Regions from separate parts of the Homo sapiens genome. Here all the other regions are linked to region 1. The links are chromatin contacts, found by Hi-C or POLR2A ChIA-PET in ENCODE. All regions are on one chromosome and are shown on one strand. The core of a region is the stretch at or near the end of the contact, and the rest is flanking DNA. Distances in the headings are between cores, read along the strand shown. Region 1 overlaps MBNL1 (muscleblind like splicing regulator 1). Region 2 holds the start of LINC02917 (long intergenic non-protein coding RNA 2917). Region 3 has its middle 18 kb from the start of LINC02917. Region 4 overlaps MBNL1 (muscleblind like splicing regulator 1).

Evidence for each region. Hi-C counts contacts between places; a loop is a spot of excess contacts on that map. ChIA-PET counts read pairs that join two places held with the same protein, here RNA polymerase II (POLR2A). Pooled maps may share reads with other maps.
Region 2: a map with no recorded cell type shows a loop between it and region 1 (3-fold over the local background). The contact joins the promoter of LINC02917 here to the enhancer-like site in region 1. A Hi-C loop is called at or near these places in 2 of 168 maps with a recorded cell type or tissue (lower lobe of right lung and sigmoid colon), 20 of 37 single-sample maps with no recorded cell type and 13 of 50 pooled maps. POLR2A ChIA-PET finds 5 or more read pairs at or near these places in 3 of 52 experiments (CD4-positive, alpha-beta memory T cell, OCI-LY7 and activated T-cell).
Region 3: a loop to region 1 is called in a map of heart left ventricle, with 5 times the contacts of the local background. The contact joins two enhancer-like sites. A Hi-C loop is called at or near these places in 19 of 168 maps with a recorded cell type or tissue (Caco-2, HepG2, Right ventricle myocardium inferior and 8 more) and 22 of 50 pooled maps. POLR2A ChIA-PET finds 5 or more read pairs at or near these places in 2 of 52 experiments (MCF 10A and naive thymus-derived CD4-positive, alpha-beta T cell).
Region 4: a loop to region 1 is called in a map of esophagus muscularis mucosa, with 3 times the contacts of the local background. The contact joins two enhancer-like sites. A Hi-C loop is called at or near these places in 21 of 168 maps with a recorded cell type or tissue (A673, B cell, CD8-positive, alpha-beta T cell and 17 more), 15 of 37 single-sample maps with no recorded cell type and 18 of 50 pooled maps. POLR2A ChIA-PET finds 5 or more read pairs at or near these places in 13 of 52 experiments (AG04450, B cell, CD4-positive, alpha-beta T cell and 9 more).

The regions. Positions count from the first base shown.
Region 1 is chr3:152,441,561-152,445,284 of GRCh38, reverse strand. MBNL1 (muscleblind like splicing regulator 1) reads right to left here. Exons shown (of 10, transcript NM_021038.5): 5 at 1-3. Among named protein-coding and RNA genes, the nearest start is that of MBNL1-AS1, 170 kb to the right of the region's middle. Within about 2 kb of position 2,009, at least 5 of the 41 ENCODE cell types and tissues checked have a DNase peak (open chromatin) inside an H3K27ac peak, as active enhancers do; they include GM12878 and OCI-LY7, where a contact is called at or near this core.
Region 2 is chr3:152,203,709-152,207,432 of GRCh38, reverse strand. It overlaps LINC02917 (long intergenic non-protein coding RNA 2917), which reads left to right and starts at 2,006. Exons shown (of 3, transcript NR_186000.1): 1 at 2,006-2,060. LOC101928166 (a long non-coding RNA gene) reads left to right here and starts at 2,004. Exons shown (of 3, transcript NR_136178.1): 1 at 2,004-2,060.
Region 3 is chr3:152,221,961-152,225,684 of GRCh38, reverse strand. No RefSeq gene overlaps it. Among named protein-coding and RNA genes, the nearest start is that of LINC02917, 18 kb to the right of the region's middle. Within about 2 kb of position 1,769, at least 2 of the 41 ENCODE cell types and tissues checked have a DNase peak (open chromatin) inside an H3K27ac peak, as active enhancers do.
Region 4 is chr3:152,279,968-152,283,691 of GRCh38, reverse strand. All of the region lies in intron 1 of MBNL1 (muscleblind like splicing regulator 1), which reads right to left. Among named protein-coding and RNA genes, the nearest start is that of MBNL1-AS1, 12 kb to the right of the region's middle. Within about 2 kb of position 2,096, at least 3 of the 41 ENCODE cell types and tissues checked have a DNase peak (open chromatin) inside an H3K27ac peak, as active enhancers do; they include GM12878, where a contact is called at or near this core.

The DNA of each region.
Region 1 (3,724 bases), core at 760-3,259:
TACCTATGAGGTCATTAAGTACATGAGGTTTAGTCAACATGAAGAAGAAGAAGCTTTCTGAAGATTTTAACTTAAAGTGCAAGACTGGTGACAGAAGGCTATAGATGAAAAGGGAAAATGATTTTCAAACAAGGCAACAAGTAACTTCAGCATTTCCTAGTTTAGTTACAAATTATAACTCCATTTCAGTATAAATGTCCATAAGAAAATGCATGTATAATGTTAATTATGGTAAAAATACAATCTGAAATGGTGTTGATAAACTTATTAATTGCAAAGGGAAAAATAATAACTTCACAGTAAAGAAACATGGAAAACATCACTTTAACCAAGTGATCAAAATTAATATCACCAATAATGAGACATAATGATGTTGTGTATCTATTGATATGATACAATGAGAAGGGCACACAATCACAGTAGAGGTAGTACTGCCTGAATTTAATCAAGATGAAACATCAGATGAAGTGAATGGAAAGATATTTTACTAATAACCGACTAGTACTCTCCCAAAGTGTCAAGGTCATGCAAGACAGACTGAGATATTATCACAAGCTGGAGGATCCTGGAGTCACAGAAAGAATATTGGGAGGACAATTGGTAAAATTTGATTAAAGTCTGTAGATTGGTTAAACAGCAGCATATCTATGTTAATTTTTCTGGTCTTAAGAGGGATTCTACAGTTATGTAAGATATTAATATTTAGATCAGTAAAGCGTAGACAGAAACTCTTGGGTCCATTTTTGCAACTTTCGTGTAAATATAAAATTATTTCCAAGTGAAAAATATACAAAATCAAATTTGATAGCTTTTTATGAAAATGTTTCCAGGAGTTATTTTTTTGATCTTTAGAGATTCACTTGGTAGCTATATAAAGCAGTAAAAAAAGATTGGTTTTGTTATGTCTGTTTGTTTTATATTTGCTAATTCTGTTAATTTTGCCACGGAGATCTTAGGGAAAAGGCGAGAACATTATTTCTCATTCATCTGCGCAATTTTGACTCTTACTATTTAAAAGCAGTCTTCATTCAGGATACTTTGACCCTTTTACCACAAGAGGGCCATCTAAAACACAGAATGTCCTTTTAATATTTTCGTGCTCTTACTTCAAGCTTCAAGGAAACAGTTTTTAATTGTTCAAGTATCTTTTCACAAATAGCAAACGCAGATACTAAGCACTTTATTTTGAAGTTAAGCAAGAAAGAAAAACTGTAACCCTACTACGACTTAGGAAGCAAAGGTTTTCTTGGATTTGTATAAATACAATGATTGCATTTAAATCTGGGTGTTTTCCCACATTATATTCATATCCTATTATTGAGGAAAGTGTTTCTTAAAGAAGGAGATACTATAATCTGTATCATGCTACATCTTAAAAAAGAGCATTATAAATGATATCTTGCACTACTTGGAAACCTCAACCTAGCTAAAGTTTTGTGTTCCAAATACATACAATGAGCCAGTGTCATTCACCACTACACTCAGTTATTAAGATCACAAAAATGACTTAAAAAGTTATTCAAGATTCTGGTTTTTTATTAGCATATTTATCTTATTGAACATAAGAAAAAAAGTATTACCAAGATTTATAACTTAAAAGCAAAAAATGATCAAGCTGTTACCGAGAATAATTATCCTCCTCTCTGGCTGAACATTAGCATCAGCTATGGAGCTTGCTAAAACAGTACCCAGTACCTAATCAAAATTTATTGTATGTGAGGCTCATCACTATACTCAGGAAGAGTGATGTGCCTACATTAAATAATGATAAAAAGTTGTGTGTGTGTGTGTGTGTGTGTATGCTAAATATATACTACTGCATAAACGAAAGGGCTACTTTTCTGTTTAAGCAAGTCTATGTCAATGTAGGCATCACCAAACAGGAAACTTGCAGAAGGTCTATAAGTGATCTCTCTCAGCTGCTATTTGCTCCCTCAGTAATTCCTGCTTTCTTGAATATGCTCAAAATGAATTGGCAGCAGGGAACTAATACTCTACTTTTCCAATTTAGGTTACTCTTTGCCGCATTAACAAGAAAGAAGACTTGAATTTATTTAGGTTCTGTGTGTATGTATTTGCATGTGTGTGTGTGTGGGGGGGGGGGTTTCTACAGGTTAAGGATTGGTTTATTATAATTTCATGTTCTTTACTCTCCTGTGGAACATTTAGAAAGAATTCTAAAAATATTTAAGCAGACTTAATAACTAAGAATTAGCTCAGAATGTGTCATAAAACCAACCTTTTCTGAGGTTAAAAAAAACTTAGTCAACTGCTTTTGCATAATATGCATGTTTGACTCTTTCATATTTTTATTTTTTTTTACAGCTTACGGTTTCTCCTAAGAAATAGGACAGAAACATACTGTAATAGCTACTCTCACATTATTCTTGCTTGTGAAAAAATAAGGAAGAGAAAATCTCTTGTGAAAACTTGTACTGGTGAGAGTTACAGGCCAGTGGGACTGGAAATTTACCAAGCATTAGATATGCATCTGAATAGTGGGGTACCTATGGGAACATGAACTTCCCAAACCTTCTAAAACACATTTTCCCTAATAGACATCATCAATAAAATGGGATCTATCCCTTGGTTGCTCAATATGAGTTTGATCTGGTTTCTCTGATAAACTCAAGGACACTTTAGACTATGCTGATACCCAAAATAAATCTCTTAGACATACTATTACATTAGTAAATTATAACTGACAACATTTCACAAATTTAATCTCATAATTAAAAACAGGATAAGAAATTATAACATTTATCATACAGAGAATTTGAAACAGAATATAAAATTAAATCTGAAAATTCTAACAACACTGTGGTTCATTTTTCTCTTCTCATCCAGTCTTCTGTATGTATGCACACATTTTTAAAAATAATTGTAATTATAGTATAGCTATTATTTGGTGATCTTTTATGCTCAACAATGCAGCATAAGCATTTCTCATTTTGCTAAATAATTTCCAGAGTGAATACTTTTGATGGCTGCATCAAATTTCATCAAATAGTGTACATAATACAGGTAACTCTTTTGGAGGATATCTAGATAATTTCCAGTATTTCCATATTACAAGTAATATTCCAAGAATATATCCATGACTATAGGCATTTTTCATTATTTTTGGCAGATAAATGTACAGATTTATTGGTATATGTGTATGTACTGGGTCAACACATAAAAATATTTTCTGACTGGGCGCGGTGGCTCAAGCTGGTAATCCCAGTACTTTGGGAGGCTGAGGTGGGTGGATCACTTGAGGACAGGAGTTCGAGACCAGCCTGGCCAACATGGTGAAACCTCATCTCCACTAAAAATACAAAAATTAGCTGGGCATGGTGGCAGGCGCCTGTAATCCTAGCTACTCAGGAGGCTGAGGCACGAGAATTGCTTGAACCTGGGAAGTGGAGGTCGCAGTGAGCCAAGATCGTGCCACTGCACTCCAGCCTGGGCAACAGAGCAAGACTCTGTCACAAAAGAAAAAAAATATTGTTTGATAAATGGTTTTCAAACCTGCATTAAAACAATAAGATCTATTTAGCTACACATATAATGTGATTCAACATGAGCCTTTTACTTTACAAATACTAAGGCAAGATTTGACAATGAAGATATTCACTGAAAACATTTAAGTTCTATTTCCAGAAAAACATCTATGGAATAATTATAAACTTTAAATAATCAAAAGAAAACATAATCAGGAAAATTTCCCAAGAAAATGTAA
Region 2 (3,724 bases), core at 757-3,256, 240 kb after region 1:
ATAATTCTGTACACTATCTCAAGTTGTTTTCAAAGGATCTGGGTAGGGGAAAGATAGGCAAGAGCTAAAATGAGAGCTGTTTTAGGCACAAACTGATTTAAATAAACTTATTCTGCCAATTTAACAGAGAATACAACATACTTGTGACATTTGCCTGGCATGTTTTAGAAACAACAAAGAAAAAAATAGTGTGTTTGAGCAGATGTAGAATATTGAGCATTCAGGGTGCTATGTAAGGACTAGAGAGGCAGTTTGAGGTTGTATGTTAAAGGACTTTTTAGACCAAGTAGAAGAGGCTAAAATGTGTCCCATTTGTATCAGAGAGCCAATGGAAACTTTTAAGATGCGGAGAGTCATGATCTGATTTGTTGAAAATAGAACTGATTATAGATCATCTGAAACTAATTTGGCATTAGTCAATATTTTGTTGAAGGGAAAATTCATCCTCTTATCCATAGAGTCCTTAAACTGTAGACATCTGTGTCTACTCTGCCCTCCTCCAATCACTGTCTATATCTTTGGTACCAAATCCTATCCAGTTTACTCTACATCATCTCTTGCAATTTTATTTTCCATTCTTTCCCTTATCCATGTCCAGATTCACACATCTTCTATTTGCTCATGCCTGGACTTTTGAAGCACATCATGTATTAGGGGGCCAGACACCAGCTTCTCTCCTTTTACCAATATATTCCTCATAGTGTTGGAATTATGGAATCTCTGCAAAGAATAAAGAAACATGCCAAATACTTCCTCTAGTTTCACCTGATAAGAACCATGCAATGCCTACTATTTGGTGTAATTAATTTTTTATTGTTTTGCTTGTGCAAATAACCTTTAGAACTAGAGAACTCCTGAAGCACAAAGTACTCTGTAATAAATGATAATCACCAAATGTTAGGGTAGAGGCTATCTAAGTGAGCATCTCCCCTGAGCCCCTGGGCTCTGAAAAGTTATCAGACAGATAGCCAGGCCGACCCTTGCCTTCACGCAGGGCAGAAAGGCCGAAGCAGCCTGATGGCAAGTGCCCTTATGGCACTTACCATGTCCAAGATAGAAGTTGTAAAATGGTGGCCAATGGGCTGAATTGGCTTAAAGCTATATATTTTTAAATGGCATCATTTAAATAAATATTTATAATTTGAGAGAATTCACATAAAAATTCACATTTATGCCTTCTGTTGAAAATACAGAAGATCTGTCCAAGCAAGATCAGAAATCAGATGGGCCTATGTAGAGGAGGGGCACAATCTTGAAAAGGTGCCACCTTTTACTGTTTCCACATCATATTTGTGACTTCTATTCCTTAACACTCTGGGCCTGGGGGAAGAGGAGGGAGAGAAGATGGGGAGTACCGAGAGTGCCTGGGATTGAATTTCCTGTCATCCCAATGGGAAGATGTCTCAGAGTTAGAATTACACTTTTAAATCGTGATCGTAAAAGAAAATGAAATTTCTTGAACCCACGAGTGTATAGATTTGTATCAGCTAGGTGTAATGTCAATAATTTATTGGTTGAGTTTTAAAACAACCCCTCAGTTTCTTCCTATTTCTTATTTTCTCATCCTTTTAAGAATAGAGAGCATCAGATATATCCATAGACACAGTGAAGAATGAGCAGGTAATAGATAAGGAAATGGGTGGTCTTCAATATAGAAGTTCCAAGCAGCAAATTAAGTTGGGGAATGTTATGGGTAGAAAACCAAGGAAAGAAAAAAATAAGTTTATAGGCAAATTAGATTAACAGACTATTCCTGTTGTGACGAGAAGTTAATAAGAACTGAGAGCAAGAGCTTTTGCCTCTTCAGATATTTAAAGACAACCAGAAAACATCACAGCCTAGGGCTGGAGAGCATATAAAAGATAAGTTTAGAGAAGTCCTCAAACCGATAAAATAACAACTTACTTCCCCAAATATGCTAAGGGTGTTTGTCTGTGGTTAGTCAAACCATTAAAATGGGGAAGGAGGAGGGGTCAGAATTTTCTCTTCTAGGTTCAGAAGAGCCACATTTTGCCGTTCCGACTCTAAAGCAACTACATTTCTCTACAGAGCACAGAACTGTATGTAAATTCATCCATTGTAAATCTAATCTGCAAACATGTATTAGATCAGTATTTGGAGACAGAGAAGCCAACTGGTTCTTAACATTACATTGTATAGCTTCTATTAACATGTATCTCAGGGACTCATTTGGGTGATATTTGCATTGCCTAGGCTGTGGACAAACCACCAGGTAGCCTGAAAAGGACTTACTCTAGGGAAGAAACAGTGTGAAAAATAGTGTGGGGGTATACTTGTTGAAGTGTGAGTGAGGGAGGATAGTGGAGGAAAGGAGAAAGGAGGCATTGGTAGACTCATTTAAGACAAAAAATGGGCATTTCGGTTTCTTAAAAGCCACTTTTTTTTCAATTTAAAACTGTTTTGGGACTAAAGCCTCAGCCATATAAATTATTCTTACCAGGAAAAAAATTCTCTGAAGGAAAAAAAAAGCTAAACATGTATCTTGGCAAGGGGTTTCATATTTGAATTTAAATTTAAAGATAAATTTGTTTTTAAGAAAGCATAAAAAAGCAATTTCAGAAAAAAATCAGAAAAGCTTAGTTTTCTTTTTATTAAAAAAGAAACACAGAGAAATAAATTGATTTAGTTTCTTGTTATGTTCCCTTGGATATGACATAAATTGAAAATTGTAATTAGAAAAGAAATGAAAAATAATTCAATAAAGCTTTCACAATTATTCCTGAAAGAGCCATAAATGCAGTATATAATGACATAATACAGTAGTCAAGATAGTCATTGTTTAAGGTGAACTGAAATGTGCATTATTACATCAACAAAAAGATCCCACAGCTGACACTAATCTTTAGCGTTCTGCCAAAGTGGCATTTTATCCAAACTTTCTGTATTGACCTCACAATTCCACATACATACCTGTAATTCAAAACTTACTCATTTTTTCAAAACATGTGTAATCTGTATATGCAGATATGTGTACTTCAAAGGGTTAAGCTACCCAAGCCATAGTCAATGAATCACTTTTAAAAAGAGCAATAACTCACTGTAAGAATCACGTAATTTCTTACTGTAGGTGTGCTTTAACTAACTTTCACACACTCATGTTTGCTTTAAAGAATTCAGAATTTATGAAATAAATGACACAGTTTTTAAAAATCTTTTGAAGCCAGCAACTGGAAAAATAAGTGAATTATTTCAAAGATATTATTACTATACTTGAAAATATCATTTCAAAAATCCTAGTTCTTATTAGGGAGTAAAAAATGGACTACTGCATTTCAACCTAAAGCTACGTTTTAAAATGCTCCATATCTTTGTATGCAATATATTTTCTAAATGTAAGTAATTAGCTGTCTGTTCTTGAAATAATTTTTGGTTAAACAAAAGTTTCAACTCCTATAAGGCATAGTTAATAGCATGGTAATTACAACATTTTTATAATAACTTACAATCTTCTGAGATGTTTCACAATTCCTTCAGTTAGGGCTGGCAAATATGATTTCTGTTACTATTCTATTTTAGCTTTTCAGTAAGTGCCAGCAAGAGAAATTATATTCCTTTCCTTTTATGGCTTTCTGTGAGGCCCTGACTTGTAGAGAAGGCATTTGTGAGGTTGCTAACATTAAAGTTAATGTTAAACAGCTTATATTTTAACTAGAGATACTTCGCAGTTGGGATATATGCACATTTTGATTCTTTGCCACAGATG
Region 3 (3,724 bases), core at 520-3,019, 220 kb after region 1:
TCATATTAACTGAATATGTTTAACACTGCTTAACTGAACAATAAGGAATAAATATTAATTCTACCGTGTCCACTCATATGCCAAATTCACATCTTTGTCTGATTTACTTGCATCTGTTTTATTTTAGCTTGGTCAAGAAAACAATACAATCTTTAACTGTACTACAAAAGACTAGAAATGTGACTAAATCAATGCATTATCATCTATTGTAAAAGTGTTTTCAAAAGGGGTATTGTTACAAGGAAGTCCTACAACTAACTATAAAGGGGGCGGGAAAGTGTTGGTGCCTCTCTGCACAGTGTTTCACAGCTCTCCAATTCACAGATCTCACGTTGAAGCAAAATTCTTTCTAAGACCCAAACTCTTTCCAGGCAATTTTCCAAATGGTCTAAGACAAACTTACCACTGTTTATGCTGCTAAATGTTTAAAGTTAAAAGTCATGGGTATTTCACTCTGAAATATGTCACAAAAAGGTCTTTGCTGTTTACCTGACTCAATTAGTAACTTTACTTAGGATGATTTTTAGGAATAGATGAGCATTTTTTAAAATGTGGTTTATGTACTTACAAATGTATACAGTAAAACATTATTATTAAACGGTGAGTGTTCTTGAATAAAGGTTTAGGTCAACACCAAAAATCACTTGGGCATTCTTCTTCCTCTAGGGCACACAGCATCTTAATTCTGCACATAAAAATCATTTTTTTTTTCCAGCCTGGGCAACATAGTAAAGCCCCATTTCTACTAAAATAAAAATAAAAAAATTTAACCTAGCTTGGTGGCGTGCGCCTGTAATTCCAGCTACTTGGGAGACTGAGGTGGGAGGATCACTTGAGGCCAGGAGTTTGAGACTGCATTGAGCTTTGATTGTGCTATTGCACTCCGGTTTGGGTGACAGAACAAGACCCTGACTCTAAAAAAATAATCATTTTTTTCCGGTTGAATTGTATTATAGAGATATGAATAATAATTTTAAAACAATGATATAATATAATCTTGGCACCATTGGCACTACATAGAATCTGTGAATTTTCTGATTCAAATGGAACAAAGCTATTAACTTATATGTTCACTAATGCTTCATGATGATTATTACATTAAGATCAATTTTGGTAATAGTTCTATATTTCTCATCTTCAAAGGTAAAAAAAGTGATAATTTCTGCCTAACTAGATCTGCAGCTACATCTTCTTCCTAATTTGGAATGGTAGTAACTGCCTAACTTTGTAGCTACATTTAAAACTGATTTTCAAGGAGTTTTCATACAAAAACTTTCTGTCACATAATCCTGGGTTTCACCGAAAACAGAGTAATAGATAACACCTAGAAGAGAAAGCAACCAACAAGAGAAAATTTTCTCTCTTATCTTATAATTAACTAATTATAATAAAAATCTATATAATATCATACTTTCATTCTCACTGAGATTTGAGTTATTCTTATGGCAGCCTGAATCTGCAGATACCACCACTAATAATTGGAACTGTGAGTGAACAGTTCTAATTCTGTCTCCACCTGATTCTCCATCTCAAATACAAAAGCCTCTTGTCTCAAAAGTGGTTTGATATTCCAGTCAAAAATCTAGATCAAAAAATATTTTAGATTCTCTTGAGAATAGGAAAAGCAATAACCTAAGCAAAAACAATCACTTATTCAGGAATGTTTTAATTTTGTATACATATAAGTACAGTGGTAAGACAGGATCTTGTGTGTTAAAAGCAACTGAAGTGAAACCATAAGCACAATAGGAAGTCATGCTTGAAAACCAGGAGACTTCTGCTTCTGGCCCTGGGGGAGTGACAGAGTGTAGAATTAACTTTCACCCATAAACAACTAGAAAACTGAGTAAATATAGAAAATATTTATTTTTAGAAACTGGATTAGTTCAGCCACAGTGGAAAGCAGTTTGGAGAGTCCTCAAAGAACTTAAAACAGAACTACCTTTCCAACCCAGCAATCCCATTACTGGTTATATACCTAAAGGAATATAAATCGTTTTACCATAAAGACATATGCACATGTATGTTCACTGCAGCACATTTTACAATAGCAAAAACATGGAATCAGTCTAGATGGCCATCAATGGTATACTGGATAAAGAAAATGCAGTACAGGCCGGGCGCGGTGGCTCATGCCTGTAATCCCAGCACTTTGGGAGGCGGAGGCGGGCGGATCACGAGGGCAGGAGATCGAGACCATCCTGGCTAGCACTGCGAAACCCCGTCTCTACTAAAAATACCAAAAAAAATTAGCCAGGCGTGGTGGCGGGCGCCTGTGGTCCCAGCTACTCAGGAGGCTGAGGCAGGAGAATGGCGTGAACCCAGGAGGCGGAGCTTGCAGTGAGCCCAGATCGTGCCACTGCACTCCAGCCTGGGCAACAGAGCGAGACTCCATCTCAAAAAAAAAAAAAAAAAAAAAAAAAAGAAAAAGAAAAGAAAAGAAAATGCAGTACAATACACCATGGAATACTATGCAGCCATAAAACAGAATCAAATTATGTCCTTTGCAGCAACATGGATGCAGCTGGATGCCATCAACCTAAGTCAATTAATGCAGGGAAAGGGAACAAAATACCGCACGTTCTCACTTGTAAGTTGGAAACTTATAAGAGGGGACCAACAGACACCGGAGCTTACTTGAGGGTAGAAGGTGGGAGAAGGGTCAGGACTAAAAAACTACTTGTTGGAGACTATGCTTAGTATCTGGGTGATTAAATCATTTGTACACCAAACCCCAGCAACACATAATTCTCCCATGTAACAAACCTGCACATGTACCCCTTGAACCTAAAATAAAAGTTGGAAGGAAAAAACGAAAGACGGACCCTGGACCATAGGCAGTGCAGATAATGGTCTCTGAAAAAAGAAACAAATGAGGAGCATTTTGTTTGAAGGTACTTTTCAAGCTGCAGCAAAGGAATGAGGAAACCAGAATAAGCCTGGGAATCTCATTGAACTGGGGGGACAAATATCCCAATTTGGGAGGCTGCAGCAGTTAGAATTTGTGGGGCAAAGTACCTGAGATAAAGGAACTAAGTGGAGAAAGACTTCCAAAATCTGGCTAGAGATCCTTATAATTCTTTGGCTGAACACCAAATATGCATGAGTACTGTGAAGTCCCATGAGTCAAAACTAGAAATATCTTCCAGGAAGAGAAAAATTATGTAAGATGAACACTTCACAGAACTCGCACAGAACTGGTAGTTTTTTGAATTCCGATTAGCCAGAGTAGAGATGCCTTATTGAATACAAAAAACATCCAGTAAATTTCACAGAAGGGCCCATATCTTAGAAATGGAGCCAAAGTAGCCCAGAGTAAGTTTTATTCTAGACCTTTCCTAAAATAACTTAGAAAGAAGCTTCAAAAGACCAAAGTTCTAAAATGTGGCCAAAGCTTAACAATCTTTAAAGGGATTCAACAAAATCTGGCTCTCAGCAAATTAAAATTCACAATGTTTGGCACTGGGAAAAGTCACTCAATAGAGACAAACAATCCTAGGAATGAATGAGATGATAAAATTGGTGACAAGAACTTTAAAATATCTATTATGAATATGCTCCATATCCTCAAGGATATAAAAGAAAACATAAAAATTATGAGACACAAATAGAAAATGTAAAAGAGAAACAAATGGAACTTCTAGAGATGAAAATTAAATATCTGAAATGAGGAATTCACTGGATAAAATTAACAGTGGTAAGTAATTTATTTCAGAAGAAAAGA
Region 4 (3,724 bases), core at 847-3,346, 160 kb after region 1:
TCAGTAAGGGCCTTAAAGGCAGGCTAAAGAATTCAGCCTTCACTTTTTTAGTAATTGGAATTCACCCATTCAAGACTTCACCCAAGGGCAGAGTCAGTATATTTAACTAAACACCCAAAGGGCTAAGAATAAGACAGTGTATGGGATCTGAAGAAATCTTATTAAATAAACTCAGGACTTTTTCACTTCCTAAAGCTTCTGCTTCAGTTGCCAGGAAGCTGAGAGATAAATTTAGTGCTCAATTTCATCATAAGTACTTGTTTCATTTCTTTGCCTTCTAATTGATTAAAAACACCACCACCAACAACAACAACAGTCCTATCTGATGTGCACTTTACTTTTGTAAGCTTGATGGGGTATATATCACACGTAAATAAAATTAAAGTAACATTTGTCTTGATACCAGGGAAAGTTGTAGATGCAACACTTAGGTTTCAGAAGAGAGAAGGTAATTTATAATTTCCCCACCAAGTAAAGCTCATTCCCCAATAAACATTACAATGAAAGATGGCTGCATTGAATTAAAAAACTCAGTTACTGCAGTTGGTGATTGCTCTAAAATCTACAAGCACTGGGTTCAGCAACCTATCTTCCTGCCTGGCTGTCCAGTTTGACCTTCCATGTGAATCTGTGCTCCTATCATGATGCCAAAATGACCTTCTGAAACTTACAAGGCTTCCAAAGCTGCAGATATTTTCAGCTGTATCAGCCCTGGCTGTCACAGCATTCTGCATAGTGAGTGGCAAAACTGGAGCCTCCTGTACTGGCCTGACCTTTTAAACTCACAATATTTTGCTGCTACTCAAAATGAGTTTTCTCTTCCCGTATTATTTTGTGATGCTATTTCTCTTGTTTAATTGTAAAGCATTGATTCTAAGCATAAAATGGCATTTTTCTTTACATGAAAATAAAATCCTTCCTTCGTGCATAGTAAATCTAACATTGGTAGATGCTGTAAAATAAATATTTACTGGCATCTAGATGCTGTAAAATAAATATTTACTGGCATCTATAAATAATTTTTTTTTAATTATTGAAAATCTTGTGGCAACAAAACCTAATAAAATGTCACTATTTCTGCAATGGCCAATTTGAAAATTGAGAGATGTCTAAATTTTATAACTGTTTACTATCTGTTTATGTTTACCATTATGTATTCAATATCTAGCACAGTGCCTAGAATATTAAAAATTCAAATTAATATTAGGTGAATGTAACAGAATCTGCATGTTTAATATATTTCATTTACCACAGTACTATTAAACTGAAATACAGGTGCTTAATTTTCTTGCCAAAAAATTAGTATATTAGCATGGAATCTTTAATCTGAATACACACACACACACATGTCCCTAAGAATTCTTGGTACTTAAAGGTAAAATCATTTTCAAATCCATTGATATCAGGTCACTGACAAGCTGAAAACTGTTATATGAATAAGTTAAAACTTTAAATTTGCATAGGTATATTAGAATACCTTTATTTTGTTTCTAATTAGGGTCTGTGGATACTATATTTTCACAAGCCCATACTTGTATTCAATACAGGGAATCACAAAATGGTATCAATATTTCAGAGCAAATTTGTCAACTAACGCATTAGTTGGAGAATGGATCCCTTAGCTTCATACATTTATTCTATTTCATTTTTAGCTACAACTTGTGTACCACTTCACAATCATTTATGGAATATATATATAGACACATAGGGATATGACACAAAAACATGCACACATACACACATGGACATGCTCTAATTATTAAGGATTTGGGGGAAAGTGAGAAAAGTTTATCGGAAATCTCCAAGTGAATGTAGAGCTATTAAATTTTCAATGATATGTTTGTCTATTTTAATGTTGGCAACAGATTTCTATGTTTTAGTGATGAAAAAATGAATTGAATTACCCTAATATCTTCAATAATGCAGCTGAATAGATTACAAGAGCATTTGAAACTCTTTTGGGGCTCAAGGCACTTCTTAAAAGGTGCCATTCAGCAAAGCCATCCAACAGAGCAATTGACAGAGTGCTATGTCACTCAGAAGCGACATCAGAAACTTCACAGGTGGTAATGATTTTGAGTCTAAAAGTAGATTTTGCTGATCTTGGCGAGTGCTGGGGCAGAGGGTATTAGGTATGAGTAGAACTAATACTGAGCAAACCACACAGGCAGATTAGGCCATTTGATATACCCCTCCTTTCAAAGCTAGTGAAACTTCAAAGTCCATTCCATAGTCTGCTCTTTCATGACCATAATGCTTAAAAAAAACCTCTTCCACATCTTATCTTCTTCACTGAGTCTTTCCAGAATTAACTTGGAGTAGGTCCCAAATCTACATGCAATGAGTATTTGTGTGCCTAATTCATACCATACTGATGGAAATAAACAAGCAGAAAAACAGCAAAACTCCTGGGTTGAGATCTCAGCTCTCACAGTAGTACCTTATCATATGACCCTTGAGCAAATCCCCTAACCTTAATCTTTCCAAGCCTCAATCTTCTCACTTGGGAGCCAGAAAGATAGCAATGCCTAAATCACACAGAATTGTGTAAGAGCTATGGGATCACACATGTAAAATAATAAGTTCCTACGAAGAAAGTAGCTATTTTAATAATTACTAGAATGGCTAAAGCTCGAGTCTTTTGTTGTTTTGCTTTTATTATTTCACTTATGAATGGACCTTTTTCTATAGGCCATAAACTTCAGAAAATCAGAAACCATATTCTTAATTTGTCTTAAAAATTTCAATTAAAATCTTATAGTAAAACTTTATATGTAATGGGCTTTAAACAAATATTTATGAATAAAAATGAATAATAATAAGCAATAAAATCCTGAATTTTCTAAACTAGAATGCAGATTAAATCTTGGAAACAACAACACGTCACAGCTGAATGGGGTCTTATAGAAGAATATGCACAGTTGCACTTTCACCATTTCAAAGTCTGGAAGCTGGCCTACAAAATACAGCTTTATTTCCTGTGCAGAAAGAAAAGCTGGAGGAAAAAGAGAATCATGTGCATATTTAAAATTCTCTGTCATTAATGTTAAATACAACGCACCTCTCTCTGACTGATTTTTCTTTTCTGTTAACATAAACGTTAACCTGAGTGTTTTAACCTGCTTCCAATCAAGAATTTAGCATGAGGAAGATTCAGATGAACCGTATGTGCCCACCTTTCTCCAAAACTGCCAGCATCAGAAATAAATTAATTTCTTCTGTCTAGTCCAGGATGATACTATGCTGGCATCACACTTATTTACCAAATACTTGAACAGAAAAACTAAATGGTGTACATATCAAATCACATCATTTTAATAAATTATGAGTTGATTTTGTCTCTTCTCCAATATATACAAAGTATCTAAAGAGTTAACCTGTCTACCGAATGGTTTTAGGCAAATTCCACACTCTGCCCACAAACAGCTTATTCTTGGCTTCTTTGTGCCCACTTTGTTTTGCCCGTCCATTATTTGTGAATATTTCTATCACTATACTGGAAATTACTTTGAGAACAGGCACATCTTACCTCTTTTTCCTCCAAAGGGTATAGCATGATACATGGCACACTGGCACTGCAATCAATATTTGCTATTAAGGATGCTTTCTTTTGCAGCCAAAAGCAAAGACTTTCATTTTATATAAATAAATTTTTCTCTAAAAACACATAATCACATAATTTTATTTGCCATATGTTCTAAATAGCTCTATGAAGAGAGGAATT